3 separate regions of the Mus musculus genome follow, and all the other regions are linked to region 3. Evidence: chromatin loops called from intact Hi-C (ENCODE). Cell type or tissue: heart. All regions are shown on one strand. Region 1 overlaps Fggy (FGGY carbohydrate kinase domain containing). Region 2 has its middle 86 kb from the start of Gm32240. Region 3 overlaps Fggy (FGGY carbohydrate kinase domain containing).

Evidence for each region. Peaks named below come from ENCODE experiments on the same cell type or tissue, not always from the same donor. Only the 100,000 strongest peaks of a DNase experiment are listed, where the experiment ranks them.
Region 1: a loop joins it to region 3, with 2.4 times the contacts of the local background. A loop is called at or near these places in 7 of 42 quality-filtered maps.
Region 2: a loop joins it to region 3, with 2.1 times the contacts of the local background. A loop is called at or near these places in 3 of 42 quality-filtered maps.

What each region holds. Positions count from the first base shown.
Region 1 is chr4:95,867,525-95,870,024 of GRCm38, forward strand. The region is part of intron 14 of Fggy (FGGY carbohydrate kinase domain containing); the gene reads left to right. Among named protein-coding and RNA genes, the nearest start is that of Hook1, 99 kb to the right of the region's middle. In heart, a CTCF peak has its summit at 1,070; no DNase peak of the experiment used is centred here.
Region 2 is chr4:95,292,936-95,295,435 of GRCm38, forward strand. No RefSeq gene overlaps it. Among named protein-coding and RNA genes, the nearest start is that of Gm32240, 86 kb to the left of the region's middle. In heart, a CTCF peak has its summit at 1,368 (motif pointing right); no DNase peak of the experiment used is centred here.
Region 3 is chr4:95,741,799-95,744,298 of GRCm38, forward strand. The region is part of intron 7 of Fggy (FGGY carbohydrate kinase domain containing); the gene reads left to right. Among named protein-coding and RNA genes, the nearest start is that of Fggy, 190 kb to the left of the region's middle. In heart, a CTCF peak has its summit at 1,460; a DNase peak (open chromatin) is centred at 1,373; H3K27ac peaks cover 953 bases.

The DNA of each region.
Region 1 (2,500 bases), 130 kb after region 3:
TTCCTCCTCCTACTCTTCCTCCTCCTCTTGCTCCACCTCCTCCTCCTCTCGTTCTTTTCCTCCTCTTCTTTTTAAAACTAGATTTCCATGTGTAGCCCTGGCTATTCTGGAACCTACTCTGTAGATCAGGGTAATCTTGAATTCACAGATTTCTGCTGGCCACTGACTCCTGGGTACTAGGATTAAAGGCATTTGCCATTACAACCACTTTAGGTATTCTTCCTTGAACTCGTTTTTTTTTTTTCTTAAATACTTGGTTATTCTAAACAGTCATGCTTGATATGGATAATCCTGTATAGCTTTGCTGATTTGTCTTTATTTAGCCATATATGCATATATATACATATATATGTATATGCATAAGTCATTGTGAAGTTTTATTATCCATGAGATTTGAACATTTGGCGAGTACTATGTAAATAGTTGTATAGTCTATGCCCAAACACAAACTAGATGGGTAGAAAATGGTAACCAGCACATGGCTTTGAAAGCTGATGGATCCAGCCTGGGTCAGTTACTAAACTCTATGCACTGTCATTGAGCATCAGAGAAGGTGGTAAAATAGGAAGAACTGACATTGCTGGAATGTGAGCAAAGCACATGTGGCTCTCAGGGTGCTTCATAGTGCTGGGCAGAGAACCTTATTCTTTGCTAGTCGTTTCTTTCCTGATTATTTTTTCTTCAATGTATAATAGAAAAATATAAATAGCTGGAATCAAACTTGAGTTTTTATGAGAATTTCTGCCCCAAATGAAACCATGTTTTCAAGAAAGGGGAGTTTTAGGCAGAATTTTGAAAGATAGCCCCTTACTCATGAATTCAAGCAATAGCTAGGTATGGAAACGATTGTGAAAATGGTATATAAATTATGAAAGTTATGTGAAATAATGAGATAATATGTGTGAAAGTACCTCCTCGCATAGAAAGCCCTAATAAATGCTTCCTTCCTTCCTGATTCACATGGCAAGCAGGTGGCAGAGCCCAGGCCTGATCCTTAGAGCATCTAACCCCACCTCAGTGCTCTTTCAAGGGCCCCTATACTTGAGTGCCTCCTGTCTGCTCACCCCACCATGACATCTTCCACGTGTACTGACTGCAGGTTTTTAGAAATAGCCAAGCGCTCCAAAACATTCTGAAGAATGCTTAGTACAGATGAGCTAATTCGTGAGAGAGTACCTCGTATTAGTATTTGGAAAACAGTTACCAGTTAGGACTGGAAGGTTCCTTCCAGAGAGCTTTACAGACAGCAAGCTGAGACCAGCTAAGGCAAAAAGTCAATGGTCAGCAAGCCATATATGATATAAGAAATCATATAAGACATGCAGATATAAAACTTTATATAACTGACTGTTTCTTCCTGACTTTTTACTTTCCACGGAAATACCCTGGGAGGACTTTAGAAGCCCTTATACTTTGAAAAATATAAAGACATTGAAGGCTGTGCTTTACATTGTATGCGGAAGAAAATAATACAGATAACCACTGTGGGAGGTGGTCTGAGTTGTGCTCTTTTTTTCCTATTTAGTTGGGGTAAAATGGATATGGTCTATCATTCAGCATTTTAACCCTTTACCCCTTTCTGAGTGTTCCTGTTTCACGGAGTGGGGCTCAGTCACAATCCTGTGCGACTGTCAGCACCATCAGTTTCCAGAACTCTTTTCAACACGTGGGCCTAAACTCTGGACCCATGAAACAGTAATTCTGCATAGCCCCTTCCATAGCCGCTCCCACAGCTCCTGACCAGCATATACCTAATTTCAACAGCTCTAACCACATTGTATAAGCAGCATTAAATAGCATTTGCCTTTGGGTGACTGGCTTCTTTCTAGCATAACAATGTGTTCCAGATCCATCTATGTTGTAGTATGTGTTGGAATTCCTTCCTCCTTCTGATCTTCTGTGTGCCCCCATTATGACTGTCACAAATGAAGATGTTACTGAGCTTCTCATTAGAGCCACTTCTTTCTAGTGGCAGAGACAAATGGCCTGGTGGTAAAACTCAGCAGCAGTGGGACCTGGGACCTGAGAATTCAGACTCCCCTTCTAGTCTCATATATGACTAACACAGACAACGAATAGAATTTCATGCTGTGCTTTCCACCGGGACCCCAATTTCTCTTTAGCTGCTGCTCCGAGCCTCCGTTCAGCCTTGGGGAAGTTTGAGGTTACAGGTCTGAAAGGTGAGGTGTTGCCTTGGGTAGCCTTGTTTCTAGCCCAACTCCAAAATGCCCAGGTGAGCGTCTGAGGCAGTTCTTTGAGGGACAGGATAAACTAAGACCTTCACTTTAAAACTTGTCCTTTTTAAAAAAAAATTGTTTTGAATTGTTGACAGTTTTCTGTACCTATCTGGTTTAAACATGGTCTCCTAAACAGTGCGGTGGCATGATTACATGTTTGCCTGGGTTGTTCTGAAGCAGCAGAATATGACCATGTGTGACATTCAGATCACTCAAATGTCTTCTTCCAATATAAGACTTACTAAGCAAACTCACAGAGGGCA
Region 2 (2,500 bases), 450 kb before region 3:
CAGAAGTCCAGGTCAACACTTCATTGAGATTATTGAGCCTCTTTATGCCTTCGAAGAATGATGGAGGGAGTGATAATCAAAAGCTCCACAGTTGTTGCCATTCCTCTGTGGCACTATGCCTCCAGGACACAGCTATAGGTGTTTAATAGCTTTTGTCTGGACCTTTGCAGTGCCATTCTAAGGGATTTCTCTGCCCCCAGGGGACCTTTCCAAATCTCCCTGAGAGAACCGGTGTAAGGCAAGAGTCTGATCATGCCCTTCTCCTTTCCTCGTGGAAAACTGACTTTACACTCAAGGGAGCAAGGACTGCACCTGGCAGGGACAGACAGACAGACATTCCATGTGAGGGCATGGGCAAGCAGGTGTGGCAGGGACCTTGATGAACTGGAGTTTGGCTGACTTACAGCATTCAAATTTGGAATTCTGGAGAACAGGCTCTGTCTTGGGACAGAGTTTTTAGCCTTTACTGCCAATAGACTTGGCCACAATATGAAACCTGAAGTTTTTTACTTTGGTTGATGAGGTTCAGCCTCCTTCTTGGTGTGCCCTGGTGACTTAATCCTATGACTGTCAAACTGCAGTTTTCCCACATTCTCATACTGGTCCTTGGCTCATTCCCCTTGATGAAACCTGGCACGCCTGATTTTGCTCGTCCTTTGCTGAAATGCTCCTCATTCCAGACTCTTCCCCCAGCTCACCTTCTCTGATCTCAGATGCATTTCCCCAGATGGACTGTGTATGTGTGTGCTGCCCCAATACTACCTGTCGCTCTCCTCATCATGATCAGTATCTGGTTGTAATTGTGGTTTTGTTGGTTTGTGTTTTGTTTTATTTTTCTCCACTTCCCCTGCTAAGATATATGTGCCAGAGACTCCAGAGACTAAGCGTTAACCATCTTTGTGCCTAGAATAAATGGAGTTTTCTATCATTGTTAAATGAAGAAGTGAGAAGGCAGGTGACCCTGTAGTAATGGTCAGGAATTTAACCAGTGCATGGTATAAAAATTGCTCCAATTATTTATACTGAAAAGTAGGGAGGGACTGCATCTCTTTCTCTCCATAACAGGAAAGGTTAGACCCAGTGGAAAGAAAAATTAAAGAGTAGTAATGTTACTTAATTAATTACTAAATTCTACTTTCCTTTTTGATGATTCAAACTTCTGGGCTTGGCCTGGTATATTGGCACACATCTTTAATACCAGCATTTGGGAAGCAAAGGCAGGGAATCTCTGAGTTCTAGACCAGCCTGGTCTAAATAGTGAAATCTTGTCTCAAAAAAAAAAAAATTGCTTCTGTGCTGTACTTAAACACTATCCCTCACTGTTGATTTGAATTCTCGAGAGTCTGTTTACCCAGTGGGATAGTTACCCACAGTTACTGTCACTAGATGGCGGACTTCCCTTTGATTGCTTATAGACAGGGGTTCTTCTTTGTCCTATTTAAGGTATGACACCCCCCACCCCCCACCCCCCCCCCGTAGGAAATTCAGCACCTTTCATGGATGGAATATCTACCTGAACTTAGAACAAAGTGCCACAAACTTGGGGACTGATAAACCGTAGCAACTGTCTCTTAAAGTTTAGGAAAATGGGAAGCCTAAGGTCAAGGTGTTGAAGATTCAGTGCTTGTCAGTGGCCTAGTTCTTCAAATATGAAGGCTTCTGGCCTTTTCCCCACTCACGGGAGTGGTAAAGAAGTGGTCTGGCACTTGCTAAAAGAAGAGCACTTGCTGTGGTTCAACTCTTTGTGTTTCATGTTGGTATTTGGTTTCTGATACAGGAATATTACCAGGTATGGCCTTTGGGAAGTCACTCGGTCAGCAGTGCTCCTTCCTTATAAAGGGGATTCTGACCCTCTAGAATGAAGCTCCAGTGGGCACTTAGCCCACTTTCGTCCTTTCTGCCATGTGAAGACGTAGTATCCATCCTTTCAAGAGGATGGAGCAAGGGACCATCTTAAAAGTCAAGATCGGTTTTCACCATACTCCACATCAGCTTGATTGTGGACATTCTAGCTTCCAGAATTGGGAGAAATAAATTTCTATTACTTATAGATAGTCTGGTCTGTAATACATTTTACAGCATCATATATGGACACAGGCACTAATCCTGCTCACAAAGGCTCCATCCTAATTGGATCTCAATGCCCCATCACTTTCTAATATTATCACCTTGGGTTGTAAAATTTTGACATGTGATATTGCATGGGAAGCAGAGAATTTAGAATAGATCAATGTCTGTGGGCATTTGAGTGTAGTGAATTTCTTCAAGCTTAAGTGGTACAGTTTTCAAGACCAAGACTAGATGAACAAGATCTACAAAGCTAAACAAAGATCTGCAGGCATAAATCGAGAGAGGGATAACTTGCTGCATCATGAAAGTATTCTGTTAAGCCAGGCGTGGTGGTGCACGCCTTTAATCCCAGTACATGGGAGGCAGAGGCAGGTGGATTTCTGAGTTTGAGGTCAGCATGGTCTACAGAGTGAGTTCCAGGGTTCCAGAG
Region 3 (2,500 bases):
CTGGAGAGGTTGACTGAAGGGATTCTCATTACTGACAATTCTGGACAACTTTTATCCTTATACCTTCTTTTCCCGTCTCTTGTCCCATCATCACCTTGCAGCCAGCTCAGGATTAGAGTATCTGGGAAGGTAGAGAGGCCCAGATGCAAAACTTGCACTCATTATCCACCTGTCATGTTGGGTTGCAGAGGAAAGCAAAAGCCTGAGAGACCTGAGAAGACCATTTGACCATAGATACAATAAAGATAACAATCCAACATGTGCAGACCTGTCTGTTCTGGGTGTGGACCTGGAGATGATCAGCAGTGAGCAAACACACAAGTGTGAGAGATTTGTCTTGTTCCTTCCTGCTTTGTGTTTATGTAGCTTCATAGTATTGATTTGAGATAGCAGGTTTCTGACCAGAGTAAATTCTTGTTCTACCTACAAATGGGCTACCTCTTAAACTTTTATTCTTTGATGGAAAAGATTATCAATGGCTCATCTCTTTTTTCTGTGAAAACTGATGATATATACATTACACATACACACACGCACACATGCACACATACATACATACGCCCCTTAAAGGAAGTTGTTGGTATACTGGTCTGCCACATACTAGGCACCCAATAATGAAGCCTTTCTTTTTGGTTTTCTCACCCCAGAATCTAAATACCTATTAGAAAGGGAAGACCTTAGTGGATGAATGCCTTTCATTTGTGGATGAAAGACATTCACCCACAATTTTTTTTACGTAATTTGTTTATGAAGTTCCCTCCCAGGTGTGAAATATCTCTCAACAGAACTTCCACTTCCTGTCCGGGAGATAGTCAGGCAGAAAAGAAGAATCTAAAGATGCAACTCGCTCTGTCTCCCCAGGTGCCCTGGTTTTGTCTTTCTCGTGTCCTCTAAGAGAATGTGGAATTCAGTACTCTCAGTTGTATAGGTTTCCAGAAACAGCCATAAGTACTGGTTGGATGAATTTAGTGCTGAGACCCCCAAATGTCAATATAAGAGCCTAACTTTGTAATGGGATGCCATGCAGGCCTCTCACAAAGCTGCCTTGACAACCATGGGCTGTCATATGCTTGCCTGACCTGACCAGCTATGGACCCCATATTCTGACCAGGAGGAGGGGTCAACTCTCAGCAGAAATATCCCATAGACTCTCATTCCCAAAGACAGCCTGGGAGGGGAAGATAAAGATCAAAGAGCAACACAGCTCAATTCATGTGTTTTCCAGCTCTGGAAAGAGAGGAGGAAGGACTTTGTGGGAATGAAAAAAAAATCAAAGATAAAAGAACATTTTGTTCTGAAAGGACTGGTTAGAGAGTTCTCCGGCAGACAGGCAGCAGATAGGAGGGGTTTTGTTTGCACTTTGTGGGGGTGGTTCGGCCAGGACTCCTGCTGCTGGTATTTTTCTAGCTTGTAAAAATAGCATTAACTTTGTTCCAGGTCTGTTCTTGGCTCCAGCGCCCCAACTGTCCTGAAAGAAAATAACAACTTCATTTCTCTCTCAGGCCCCACTCCTTTCAGTGGGTCCTGCCTATCACACAGACTTCTGACTCTCCATCGAAGCTTGAAGATGCTGCCATCTTCTTATAGAAACCTTCCCTGGCTCCCTGACTCTCTTTCTTTTGTCTGTGTTCTTGTTGTTATGTTTGCTGGTTTGTATGTCAGTATCATCTTATTTACTCATGTGTAGGTTCTTATAGCACAGTCATTTCATCCTGAGTAGCTGGTGTCACAGTTAGTGACTGGGTGAATGAAAGAATGGCATTCCCTTACCAGTGGACACTCACTTCAGCTGAGGCCGCTGTCCTTTCATACTAGCTGTACTTGGTTCAGTACTTCAGGAAGAAGCATTGGGTCCCAGCAATTCTTCATCTACACCTAAATGTATCAGAATCTCCATAATTTCTGGTTACGCTCATATTAACATGCTCTGGTCAAAATCATACATTTTTGCTAGGTTGAACACAGGTCTTTGATTCTCAACATTGGATTTTCTGTCAGATGTTGCATTCGCTTAAACTGCTCTTCTGAGTTGTGTTGAAACAAAATAAGGATTTTGCATTTTCTTGTTTGTTTGTTTGTTTGTTTGTTTTTCTAATGGCAGAGGAATTTATTTAGCCAGTCTTAGGGAAAGAACTTCTGGTTCTTGCCTTGCTAGGACAAATCACAGTTGTTTTAGTGACAAACCATGCCAGTTACTATCTCACCATTTTCTGTATTCTGGGAGAGAGGGTGGGGAAGCAGCAGGTTTCAATAATGTGATTTGGGGAGTGTTTACTTATAATTATTATACACAGATGTGTATAAGATGAGGTGATTTTATAGCAAGCATTGTTATTAGCAATGGTCTGTTACATTTCTAAACTTTAGACTGGAGAAGCACATTTCTGCCCAGTTACTCCTCAGAGCAACTTTGTAGTTGAACAGAGCAGATGTGCCACCCCTTATTTGGCCATGGGAGCACCTGAGTCTCAGAGTTGAGTTATGAACAGACGTGACTTGT